2 separate regions of the Homo sapiens genome follow, and region 2 is linked to region 1. Evidence: chromatin contacts called from ENCODE Hi-C or POLR2A ChIA-PET data. All regions are on one chromosome and are shown on one strand. Each heading gives the region's core, a stretch centred on a gene start or an enhancer-like site at or near the end of the contact. The rest is flanking DNA. Distances are from core to core; before and after follow the strand shown. Region 1 has its middle 32 kb from the start of CHST15. Region 2 overlaps ADAM12 (ADAM metallopeptidase domain 12).

The links. Hi-C counts contacts between places; a loop is a spot of excess contacts on that map. ChIA-PET counts read pairs that join two places held with the same protein, here RNA polymerase II (POLR2A).
Region 2: a loop to region 1 is called in a map of posterior vena cava, with 24 times the contacts of the local background. The contact joins two enhancer-like sites. A Hi-C loop is called at or near these places in 1 of 168 maps with a recorded cell type or tissue (posterior vena cava). POLR2A ChIA-PET finds 5 or more read pairs at or near these places in 1 of 52 experiments (naive thymus-derived CD4-positive, alpha-beta T cell).

What each region holds. Positions count from the first base shown.
Region 1 is chr10:124,122,315-124,129,139 of GRCh38, forward strand. No RefSeq gene overlaps it. Among named protein-coding and RNA genes, the nearest start is that of CHST15, 32 kb to the left of the region's middle. Within about 2 kb of position 1,902, at least 2 of the 41 ENCODE cell types and tissues checked have a DNase peak (open chromatin) inside an H3K27ac peak, as active enhancers do.
Region 2 is chr10:126,250,227-126,257,051 of GRCh38, forward strand. The region is part of intron 3 of ADAM12 (ADAM metallopeptidase domain 12); the gene reads right to left. Among named protein-coding and RNA genes, the nearest start is that of ADAM12, 130 kb to the right of the region's middle. Within about 2 kb of position 3,110, at least 4 of the 41 ENCODE cell types and tissues checked have a DNase peak (open chromatin) inside an H3K27ac peak, as active enhancers do.

The DNA.
Region 1 (6,825 bases), core at 652-3,151:
ATTTCCAGTTCTCCAAGGAAAGAATCTGACTGGTCACTGGCCAAACCCTGGCTGGTCTTGGGTTCCGTCACCCCTGGTCCATCAGCTGCGGCAGGAAGAGTCGCGTGACGCCGAGGTGACCAAGCTTGAGCCTTCAGCGGGGCTGTGAGCAGGCCAGATCCGACCTGCCACCTGTCTGTGTAAATCAAACCTCATCACAAAATGACCTCAGCCATTCATTCACACATTGTCCGTGTCTGCTTTCACACTAAAACAGCAGAGTTGTGTAGTCGTGACAGAGACTCTATGGCCTGCAAAGCCTAAAATTTTTACTATGTTTTCTGAACCCTGAACTGGGAAAACAAATGTAAAAGATCCATGAGTACCACAAAGCACTGCATAATATGAGGAATTCTAGCGACAGTTACGTTGTCCCTCATCCTGCCAGGACCTCACAAGAGTCTGCTGGGCCCCCTGGATAAAGTATCAACCATCCTAGTTGTGATTTTCCATGATGCCAAACTTCCAGGCCGTTTGCAAATACGAAATGGAGCTGATCAGTCCCGGTCCTGCCGGTTGTGAATATGACCTCTGCGGAGACTGTCTCGAGGTAGCACGAGCCCATGCCAAGATGAAAGGAGATGCAGTTGTTCACCCAGATGTTGTGCTCAGCACTTCACAACCATTATCTCATTAATCCTTTCAACAACTTAATGAGGCCCGTTCTGCTGCTGCCAAATTCTACTGAAACCAAGGCTTGAGGAGGGCTCTAGAGTTGAGTACCAGACAGCGCTGTGACGGATCCTGTGTCTGCAGACACCAGGCCTCCTGCCCTTCCTCCTTGGGCTAATGAACTTTTTCTAAATCATGCATTTAAGTCACTCACTCAGTTAATATTATGTTCATAATATGTGCAAAAGACTGCGCTAGGTGCTTTGGGGAACAGAAGCAATGATGAATAAGGTGCAACCCTTGCTTCAGGGACAGCACCATCTGGGGCGGATGATGACACAGATAAACACTCGAATGCGAGGTGGAAAGAAACTAGCTCTTTGTAGAGGTTCTTAGTGAGGACTGTGGCAGCAAAAAGATAAACATTCCAGAACTTTGCAGCTAAAAAGAATCTTAGAAATTATTCATGGGCCCGGTGCGGTGACTCACACCCATGATCCCAGCACTTTGGGAGGCCGGGGTGGGCAGATCACCTGAGGTCAGGGGTTTCGAGACCAGCCTGGCCAACATGGAGAAACCCCAACTCTACCAAAAAATACAAAATTAGCCGGGTGTGGTGGTGCATGCCTGTAATCCCAGCTACTGGGGAAGCTGAGGCAGGAGAATCGCTTGAACCCGGGAGGCGGAGGTTGCAGTGAGCCGAGATCATGCCATTGCACTCTAGCCTGGGCAACAAGAGCGAAACTCCATCTCAAAAAGAAAAAAATTATTCATGTTAGTTTGGTGGCAGAGACTGACAGCCGTGACCCTAACCCATTTCCCTGCTTCCTGTGGACAACCCCCCTCCGCAGCTAGCCGTGCAGTAGGAATGGCTGGTGACTGGGATAGAAGTGGGGGTGGTGTGCACTACTTTGGGCCTGGCCCATGGACACATTTCCACATAGTATGTTCCACACTCTCTCCCCTTCCAGCTCACCAGCATGGAGATGACCCCACTGAGACCATGGAGGTAGCTGAAGATGACACTGAAGATGACAGACACAAGACAGAGGAGGCAGGGTCATCTGATCATCACCTGGAAGCTGGCTGGCTGCTGGTGCATTTGCACGGATTGACACATGAATGAGAACAAACTTGGATCATGTTGAACAGTGAGATTTGAGGCATTGTTTGTTACAGGAGCCAGTGTTATCTAACACAATAGGATCCCAACTTTGGCTCACAACTAAAATCACGTGTGGACCTTCTTTGACATCTTAGGTCCCCTGAGATCCACCCCGGATGTCCTGGTTCAGTAGATCTCGTGTATGGTCTGGACATGCACATCTTGAAAAAGCATCCTAGGTGGTTCTGATACAAACTCTGATCACGATCCTCTGGTGTCTAGACAAACTTCCTCATTTTACAGACTTTACAGAAAATGAGACCCAGAAAGATCATCGTACCAGGTCACACAGCTAGGCAGGGGCAGAGAAGGAACCATAACCTGGTCTCCTAGCACTGCATAGATTCTATGACAGAGCTCCCTGTTCAGGAATTACATCTACAAGTTCCTTGTAGCATTCTTAAACCTCCAATGGCCCTGTTGGGAGGTTTGCCAAGGCGATGTCTTTTTGTTGATAGGGCTTAGATGCAACCAAGTTATGCAAAAATATTTTGAGAAAACTGTTAACTGATTTTGGAGGTCAAAACAGTATGTTCACGTGTTTATGCCTTTCCTGCTTACAACGCACTCTCCCCACCTTTCAGGTCATCGCAAATTCCCATTCTCTTTAAAACCCTTCCTGACTATTTACGCCCATGGTTGACATCTCCTTGGCACTTCAGTAGTCAGCAAATACACACACACACACACACACACCCCACATGCAGTCATACACCTACACACACACACTCATGCCCCCCAAACACACTCATACATCCCCACACAAATTCACACATATACCAACACACATTCACAATACACCCACACACAAACGCACACATACTCCAACACACACTCACATACACCCACACACAAACTCAAACATACTCCAACACACACATACCCAAACACACACATGCACCAACACACACACACTCACAAACACACATACACCAACATACACATGCACACACACACACCAACATACAAACTCATATATAACCCCCCACGCACATGCACTCACACTCCTACACACACATATACCAACACACACACACTCACACATATAACCCCTCCCCCACACATGCACTCCCACCCACACACCCACAAACACACTGACACACCAACACACACACACTGAGACATACACCAACACCCGCATACACATAAATCCACTCACACATACACTCACACATATAACACACCCACATACATGCACTCACATCCCCACAAACTGACACACCAATATACTCACACATACACCCTCATATACTGTCACACATACACTCCACACACTGACACATACACCAACATACAAACTCACACATATAACCCCCACACACGCACTCACACTCCCACACTCCCACACACACATACCAACACACACTCACACATATAACCCCTCCCCCCACATGCACATTCACACATACACTGACACATCCACCAACACACACTCACACATACACCCACACACACTCACACATACACCAATGCACACCATACATACACTCACACATATCACACACACACACACTTGCACTTCAGCCAGCATTGTTGGAGAATGTGCATCCAATGAAATCAACTATCCCAGACCAGTGATACACGTTTTTAAAATTCAACCACATTGATCAAAAACCTTGATAAAATGTTTTGTGCATTTCTTGGATTCTCACGTAATAGGATGACTGCAATTTTCTTGATAGTTTAAGATCACCACTAGGGGCATGAGCTAACATGAAGACACCTGCTCCATCGGAGGTGGCGCGTGAGGCTCTCAGCCCTGGGCCTCGCCGTGGGTCTTTTCTCTGGTTCATGCTGCTGTTGGTGGCTCTGTTGGTGAGGATGGAGGTGCTGCTGCTGCCACTCAATCCTTCATAGAAGAACAGATAATGAGGGAGGACCGAAGCTGCTCTGCCCACACAGTCAAATGCCAGGGTTTGCAGAACCCGACTTGGCTTCTCTCTGCAGCCCCAGATCCACTTCTCAAGTTTATTCTAGGTCCAGGTTTGCTTATTCTGATTTCTAGATTGGTGGAGTGTTAGGGTGTTCACATGTTGTACACTAACTTGTCCTTGTTGTACACTGACTAATCCTGGTTGTACACTAACTTTTCCTGGTTGTACACTTGTCCTGGTTGATATGCTCATTCGTCAAACCATCTCTGTACTGTTTCTCTCCAGTCTGTGCCTCCCACACTGAGCTGGGAGCCGCTGAGGGCTGATCGTATCTCAGAGTCTTCCCGTCCCTCTTCCCCTCCCCTCTCCACGCCTTGGCCCAGCACCCATTGTGTCTTGCCACACAGTAGGTATTTCTTAATACCCTTCAGCTTTCAGTTCCAGCCCAGGGCAAACATTGTCAGATTTTATGTTAACCTTTTTTTGAAAATCTGATCCTAGCTGCAAGTCAGTGAATAGCTAAGGCACAGCAGTCGCCTCTGGGAACATTATCCTCAATGAGAAGATTTAGATTCATTAGATTTCTGCCTTTAACAAGGAAAAAAATTTACCTAGGGGGCTCAGAAGAAAATTCCATTCCATATTTTAAAGTCGCAGCCTAGATTTTTAATTTCCTAATGGATTTATAACAGGAAAAAAATTACTCCTCAATATGGTATTCTTGCCAGACACCAAATCTATTCTCATTTTGAACTCACAGTTACAAAACCCTGGCCTTTCTTCAGCTACTGCACAGAGCCCATTTGTGGCAGCAGAACTTAGAGATGCATCTGGTCGTGCTCCACAGCAGCCTTTTCCCCAGGGTGAGCACGTGGGGCTCTTGGCTGGAGCCCTGTGATGCCTGTGGCCTGGGCCTTCCTGCAAGGTCCCTGTGGATGCCTTTTCCATGCACCCACGAGGACGCCAGACCTGAGCACTCTGGGATGGCAGCAGATACCAGAAGTGGGAGGTTTTGGAGCCTGAGGAAGGAGCCCAAGAGATGGCCTCACTCTACCCTCTGGTGAGGGATGAGGAACTGGAGACCGAGAGCAGATTTGAGGACAGCCTGGATGCAAGGCCAAGACCAGACGTCCAAGCTTGTCCCCTCCACCGCCTTCCACTCACCCAGTATGCCCTGAGCACCTTTTTGTGTGCAGGGGAGCAGCAGTCCTGGTCGCACTGTGCTCATGATCTAGCTCTCTACCTCCCTGTCTCACTGGGCTTATAGTCTAGCTCTCTGCTTCCCGGTCGCACTGGGCCCGTGGTCTAGCTCTCTGCCTCCTGGTTGTACTGGGCCCGTGGTCTAGCTCTCTGCCAACCCTGCCTGACGGTGGGGAGAACTTAAGCTGGCATTTTGTCTAAATGTTCGTAATTGGCACCTCAGAGCTGAGGTTTCTTTATCAGGAACGCCAGTGTGCCTCTGAGCTGTTGGATCCTCTAGACCTACGGGCAGCCCTTCTCCTGGGCCCCGGGCCTTGGGTCTTCCACAGAGCCCTGGCAGTTCCTCCGTCCCCACTGCATGAGGTGCTGGCCTCAACTCTAAAGGAAGATCAACTCTAAAGGAAGCTCACTGCCTGGGTCAGGGTGTCGGGAAGGCAGCTTCCCCTCCACTCCCAGTTCTGACCCTCCCTGGCCCTGGGGCCTTGGGCTTCAGTTTTCTCATGCACCCTTCACGGGTTGCACTGGATAAGCCTAGAAGAGTTTTCCAGATCCGATGCTCAGGACATCATCGAGAGGATGACAACAGGGGCAGTTGGCCCAACCAAGGGGGTGCAGGCTTCCAGACGCACCAGATCAGAACGTGAGTGAGTCTCGGTTTCTGGCTTGTAGACCAGGAGACTGGGAGGGAGAAATGAACTGGGTCAAGCCCACGGTTGGTGCAGCAAGTCCAGCACAGGTGCTCAGTGAGCGGCCCAGGGATCTGTTAACCCTGCTGTCCATGGGTCCCTCCTACCAGGGTCCTACCAGGCACCCCTTCTAAGCAGGCCCTCCTGCTGGCGGGGAGTGGCCTGGCCCCCTGGGGCATCACCAGCCCTGCAGCCTCCCCTGGTCCCTGAGAGACCTGAGGGACCCTGGCCCCAGGGAACCTGAATCTCCTTAGACAAGCCCCGGCCATCAGGGTTTCCTTTGGAGTAGGCGGCAGCCCCTGTGATGACCCCGTGGGCAAGACCGGGCTTGCCTCACCCTACCTGGGCCTCACCCAGGAGGCCCCCTGAGCAGCAGTGGGACCCTGGGGGAGGGGTGGCGCAGCTGCCTACAGAAATGAACTGTTTATTCAGTCTGCAGTCCATGCTCACCGGGGCCTCCAACCCCACCCCACCCCCTCCAGCCGCTCTGGCCTAGGAAGGATCATCCCTCCCCAACCCCCCATCCACTCAACCCTGAGCGGCCCCTGGAAGATTCCACAGCCATCAGCCTCCCAGCCGCTCCTCCTGTTAGCACTCACTGGCTGGTCAGCCCACCCCAGGCCCTCATCTTGTTTTTTTCCTTGCTGTGGGTACAGAGGGGCTTCTGAAAACATGGCCACAGCTGCCATTCCTGCCCCCTCACCTGGCCAGGCTCTGGTGTTGGGATTCAGCTGCAGCCTTGGCCAGCTGGTGGTTTGAGAAGTCCATGGTTTATTTGCCACCCAGAATGCCAGGCTGGGCACCAGCCTCACCAAGGGCCAAGAGGATCACCCCTGCAGAGCCAGCCCAGCACCGCGGTGGAGGTGGACCGGGCTGGGAGAAGCTCGGCCTCCTCCTCTAAGCTTGAGCACTCCTTTGCTGAGCTCTGTTCCCAACCCCAGCAAGGTGCAAAGGGAAGGAGGGAGGGGTCAGCAGAGGGGGAAAGCAGGGACATGTCTCTCAGGAGGCTCAGCAGCAGGACTGGAGAGGCAGGGGAAGGCAGCGGTGAGGCAGACACTGGGGCCCTGGCCGGTGAGCTGGGTGTGGGCAAAGATGAGGCTCCAGCCACAGCCACTGCTCGGGGTGGTCCCCAGGCCATGCTGAGGGCTCGGCCCTTGGCCCCCAAGGAAAATGGGAAATGACACGCTTCCAGGGGTTGGAGGCAGGAGAGTGACCTGCTTAGATGCTCACCATGACCAGGTGGCAACAT
Region 2 (6,825 bases), core at 1,860-4,359, 2.1 Mb after region 1:
CAAATATCCCTCCAGAGCTGACACTCACTGGGGCCCACCTTTACTTAAATAAACTAACATTTATAGATAAGATTTGAGAACAAACAGTGCTCTCTAAGATAAACCACTGGGGACAAACCAGGCTGACATTTTGTTCACATGTTTATTGGGAGGGAAGGAGTGTGTGAGCGTGTGTGTGTGTAGTCAAGTTTACCATATGCCTAATAATGAACATTTTTAGGCAGGGAATATTCTGACCTGGCCCTGCTCGTTTATCGTATCTTAAGTTTCTCTCAAGCCTTTAAAAATAATTTTTAATCCATCAAGACTCTTACATGTAAACAACATTTTTCTGATTATTTTTTTGTGGCTTGGGGAATTAAAACAAGGAACCGCAATGGGGACAAAACACTTCTTGGGATTCTGAAGCCATCATTAGCTTTACATTGTTAACCGAAATTTTTGTTGAGACCATTGTAGATTCACATGTGTTTATTAAGAAATAATACAGGGAAAATCTCTGTCCACCTTGCCCAATTTCCTCCAGTGGAAAGATTTTGCAAGCCTCTAGTGTAATTTCACAACCAGGATATTGACACTGATACAGTCCAACAATCTTATTCGTATTTCTAATTTTTATTACACTCATTTATGTGTATGCATCATTAGCTTTTTATTTGGAATAGTTTACATTATTGATCTGCTATCAGCCATTCCAATTTATAATTGTTAATATGCAACGGCTGATTTTTCAGCTCTTATGATGTACTAGGCATGGTGCTAAGAACTTGACACACATGATGTTAATCAATCCCCATAAGATTCTTGCTTCTTTCTTCTGGGAATAGAAACTCTGCCTCTCTCACTGGCTCACATCAAAGTGGCTTGTTCTCCTCTGGCCAAGGGGTAGGAACATGACCAGATGACACAAGGACAGTCCTTGGCAGACCCTGCTGAGCGTGTCCATCGGTTCTTTTTCCAAGATCCCCAAGTGGTCTGGTCCTCGACCTTTCTGAGACCTGGTTCGTTGTGCTTTCCTCCAGTTCCTTCCTAAACATTTCCTCTCTGCTTAAGTCAGCAGTGTGCATTTGTCTTGCCTGCAATCAAAGAAACCTGTCCAGAGAGTGGGTAGCATGTTATTATTCTTTATTTAGATGAGGAAGCAGGCTTAAAGAAGTTAAAGAACTTGCCCAAGGTCACTGTCTTGGTCAAAATTCTCCAGAGAAACAGAACCAATAGGATAGATGGATGGATGGATGGGATGGATGGGATGGACAGATGGAATCGATGCGATGGATGGGATGAATGGATGGGATGGACAGGATGGATAGATGGATGGATAGGATAGATGGGTGGGATGGATGGGATGGATGGATGAACGGACAGGATGGATAGGATGGATGGATGCATGGATAGATGAATGGATGGGATGATGGGATGGATGGGATGGATAGGAAGGATGGATGGATGGGATGGAGAGGATGGATGGGATGGATGGATAGGATGGATGGATAGGATGGGATGGATGGATATGATGGATAGATTGGATGGATGGATGGGATGATGGGATGAATGGATTGGATGGATGGATGGGATGGATACATGAATTGATGGGATGGATAGGATAGATGGATGAATGGGTGGGATGGATAGGACAGATGGATGGATGGGATGGATGCAATGGATGGATGGGATGGATAGGATGGATGGATGGGATGGATAGGATGGATGGATGGGATGATGGGATGGATAGAATGGATAGATGGTTGGATGAACAGGATTGATGGATGGATGGGATGGATAAATGGATGGATGGATTGGGTGGGATGGATAGATTGGATGGATGGATGAGATGGATGATGGATGGGATGAATGGATTAGATGGATGGGATGGATTGGATGGATGGATGGGATGGATGGATGGATGGACAGGATGGATGGGTGGATGGATGGGATGGATGGATGATGGATGGACTCAATGGATGGGATGGATGAGATGGATGGATTAGATGGATGGATGGATTAGATGGATGGATTGGACTGATGGATGGGATGGATGTATTGGAGAATGGATTAGATAGATGGATGGAATGGATGGGATGGATGGATGGATGGGAGAGGATTAATTATGGGAATTGGCTCATGCAGTTATGAAGAATAAGAAGGCCCATGATACGCTGTCTGCAAGCTGGAAAACTGGGGAAGTTGGTGGCATATCTCAGTCCAAGTTCAAAGGCCCGAACACCAAGGGAGCTGATGATGTAACTCTGTCTAAGGCCAAAGGTCTGAGGACCTGGGAGGCCAGAGTCTAAAGGCTGGAGACCTGGAGTTCTGATGTTCAACCAAGGGCAGGAGAAGATGAGTGTCCCAGCTCCAGAAGAGAAAGTGGGCAAATTCACTTTTCCTCTATTTTTGTTCTATCCAGGCCCTCAACTGACTGGATGGTGCCCACCCACATTGGGTTACGGGGGATCTTTCTTACTCAGTTCACCAATTCAAATGCTGATCTCTTCCAGAAACACCCTCCTCATGGATACATCCATACATAATGCTTTACCCGCTTTCTCGGTGTCTGTTAACCCAGTCAAGTTGACACCTAAATTAACCACCACAGTCACACAGCTATGAAGTGGTAGAACAGGGACACTGAGCAGGTTGCCTGGGTGCAGAGCTGATGCCTTAGCCCTGGCATACTGCCTCCTGCTCCTTGTAGAAAGGGACAAAGGTGGCACTTGCAACTTCATGGTCTTCTTTGGAATTTCTCTGGATGATTTTTCAACCATGCTCTGATATGTGCTCTCGAAACCCTGAAGTGACGTTCTATTATAGCTACTGTCACATAACAGGACATACCTGTTTAGGACTGTGGTTCACATTCCTGATGCCATTCCAGAAGGACTGTGCCAAAATATGCTTAGCACTCACTGATTTGAAGTATTCTTCCAAACCCACCCTTCCCTGAACCTCTCCCTGCAGGGTCCAGCACAGGAAATGGTTTCTGACCACTCTTGACATTTACTGCAATTTTTTTTTTTAAGACCGAAAGCGTGAGCATGCATATATTACACTTTCAAGTCACCATGATGCATTTCTCCAGCATTAGCTTGTGCTTTTACAACTGGTCTTCATCAAAGGTTTTTCATCTGCTCGCCAATGTGGCATGTGTCCTAATGACTCATGATGAGGAGTCGTTCCTTTTAGCATGATTTATGCTCGCTTATCATTCTCTTGTTCTCCAGAGGGGAAAGCTGCTCTACTGAATGAGCTCAGCCCACATAGAAATAGCCACTAAGCAGCTGTCTCTTCATGTTAAGAAAACTAGCTAATGGCAGTGTCCACGAATCATCCCACTTGAAGATTAGAACAAGACATCTGCTTCTCGTGTGGCAGAGCTTGGGCTAAGAGGGGGAACACCCACCCCCCAGAGAAAACCCTGCTCCTCTGACAGCTCCTGGACTCACTTTGCTTGAGCAGATCTTTGTGGGTTGGGTGGGGGGAGGGCTTCTGCTCTCCTCCTCATACTGTCCCACTCTTCCTCCCAGAGGGCTTGTAGGGACCAGGGCAGAGCCTGGGATAAGCAGGGAATGAGATGCGGTTCTTGCCTGGCCTGAGCTGGCACAGGCTCCATGAGAGAAGCCTCAAGGATGAGTGAGGTGAGCCCTAAGCCCTCCCCGTTTCTCTTCACTGGCAGGCCTGCCATGCCCCATCCTGTACCTGGAGTTGAGCAATTACAGCACAGGATGCTGAAGGCCAGACTTCCAGGGCGCTATGTCTCTGCCGGCTCACCCAGCCCAGTGCTATCTTCAGTCAGAGCCATTCAGTGGCCATCCTCCAAGGTCCTATGGCCCCTCTGCTACCCTTCCCCAGTCCCCTCCTGGGCAGCACTGTCCATCTTCCCAGCTCATCCCTTCCTTTCCCTTGGGAGGCTCCGGAGGTGTGTTCAGCTCTCAGCCATTAGAACAGGTTTGTAGCTTGGGGTCTGCAGGCAGCCTCCCTGGGTCTGCAGCCAGCTCTGGCACCTATCAGCTGCGTGACCTGGTGGGAGTCATTTGATAGGGCTGTGCCTCAGTTTCCTTGGCTGGAAGACAAGGACAGTAATGGCACATACCTTATAGGGTTGATGTGAGGAATAAACAAGATAATGCAGGTGAAAATGCCAAGCGCAAGTCATGTGCTCCCTCTGTGTCAGCTGTCGGCATTGTCACTGGCTCCAGGAAGAACCTGCGGTCTGGTCAGCTTCACCCCAGCAAGAGCAACTGACAACACTTCCTTCTCAGGATGCAGTCTTGGCCTCTTCCCCTGCGGATGCTCTCCTCATCTCCTCTTGCCTTGCTCACAGAGTCCACCTGCACAGGTGTGTTACTCAGCGTCAATTCCACACCCGGTCCAGGCGGGAGGCCCTTTCCTTGGCCCTCCTGAACTGCTGTTCTTCCTTCCTTCCTTCCCTAGGATCCAGAGCATCCATGGAGCCACCACCGTAGTGAGGACAAAGGCCACTGACCGCTCTGCTCACATGCTCCCAGGCCTCCTCTGAACTGTGCAACAGTCGCCATCGCTGGGGAGGCCCCTCTGTTTTGCAGGGGTTTCTTCACCTGTTCAGAAATTGCTTCAAGACAATAGGACTTAAGAGTGTACTGACAGCCTGGAACTGTCATTAGAACCATTAAAACGTCATCTCTCTTGACATAAACCATAATTAAGACAATTAGGGCACCATCTCTCTTCCCTGACATCAGTCCCCCTTTACAAACCACAGAAGTCTCATGTTCTGGCCATAGTTCGCCCCGGTCACCAGCCCCCGGTGGCATTTGGACAGGGGCCACCCTCGGAGCACGGCTTTCCTGCACCCGAAGTGGGGTCAGCTTGGACAGCTTTGGGGCATTCCTGTCGTGAGCCCATCTGCTGACTTGTCCTGCAATGCCACCCTCTGTGGGTTCCACACTAGCAGTCCCAGCTCCCAGTGGTGTCGCCGGCCAGCTGGCACTCAGGCTGATGTCAGGTGGTGATAAGTACAGGTTTCTTCCTGTCTTCCTTTTGCTACACTCAATGAAAGTTTGTGAGGCCTGAGAACTGAACAGACTCAGGTTTTGACTTACTTTGGGAAGTAAGAAACTGCTCCTTTTGTACCTCAAAAAGAAGCCTCAGGTGTGTGGCAATCTCAGATGGTGTCCCGAGTCCAGCTCTCGTTCGCATTCAGTCCCAGCTTCCTCCCCACGGCTCCACCTCACACACTCACCCTTAGAACGCAGCCCCTTCATGGCAGGAGGACTAGGAGGGTCCAATAAGGCAGTTTAAACATTGATGATGTCATCATGGCCATACTATTAAATTTTGTAAAAAGCAAACAGCAAAGGTTTCCAGGAAAACTGATTTTTAAATCCTAGCATTAAACAAAATAGTACAACCTCGCTTTATACTAATATCAAAACACACTTCCTCCTGCCCACGGAGGGTCCCTCCTGATGGGGACTTCGTCTTACCTTTCTTTGAATCCCCAACAAAGCACCTGGCTCCATGAGGGTTGTCTCCAGGACAACTGAATGATACTCTGAAGGGGGGATGGCAAAGCTAACTGGCCCCATTGCAGCTAGTCTCAGAGATGTCTGCACAGAGGCAGCAGACAGCCGAGGCACACGCCTGGTCATTATGGTGTTATCCTTCCCTCGCCTCTACCGGAGCCAGATCCAGCTAGTGCAGGCTGTCCAAGGGCCTTCGGCATCAGGAACGGTGCAGGGAAGGAGGTGGGTGCCCATGGGCATCTCGTCAGGGCACTTACCACCCAGCCAAAGGAATATCTTCACTCGCCCACCACGGCTGGTAGTTAGGACCAGCCAAGTCTGCCACGGTGGTGCTCAACCCTGTTGCTTCTGCAGATCACCTGGGACACTTAAGAAAAATACTTATGTCCAGGTAAAAGTAAATCAAATCACCCCCCTACCTGGCAACTTTGGTTTTTGCTCCAGGTGATTCTAATGTCCAAGCAGAACGAAAGCCATTGGTCTAAGATCTACCAATCACATTGTATGAATGAACGCTTAGTTTGTGAATGAATGGGTAAACATGAATGCAGAGTCCTATGGCTCTGTAACAGTAGAAGGCCAATGTATTAGGAAACAACTCTGGGTTTATGACCTGGACCCTTTGTTTTAGTTTCTAACTCTACCAACAACTACGGGATCTTGGGCAAGTGTCTAAACCTCCCTGCTCTTCCAGTCTCCATCTGTAAAATGGGTGACGTGGCCACAGTGATCTCTGAGGTCCCTTCATTCCCTCTGCATTGATAGAGGTTCTACTACCTTGAGCCGTCGCTGTGTGTCAGACTCTGGTCTGGGAGGTGGGGATTCAGCCCTGGGGCCTTCAGGAGCTTACCTTCCAGCAGACATCCTCACTTCCATCTACTTCCACTTAGAAAGTCTACAAATCCAGGAGTCTACTTCATTTATCTGGACAATAGCCCAGTGCAGAGAAGCAGAGACTATACCAACTAAAAAGCAGAGGAACTGGAGAAAATTTTCCCTGAATCACTCTGGAGGGCTTCAAAAGAATGGAGACAGATGAGATAGGAGCCCTAGAGGATGGGGAGATAGTAGGTTTATCCAGAAATCTCTTTTATATTAACACCAACATTGCAAAGGCTGGTTCTTTAAGTACTATATTGCATATATATTCCTAAGAAATACTGTTCCTGCACCTTTGGATGGGAATAATAATAATAATGATGATGATGATGATGATGATGGAGGGACTTCTGTGGTTTTGCAGCTTTTCATATTTTGCAGAGCATTTGACCATCCACTCTTAGCAGTAGCCCACCCACTGGCCACCTGGGGGCTCCCCAGTCCACTT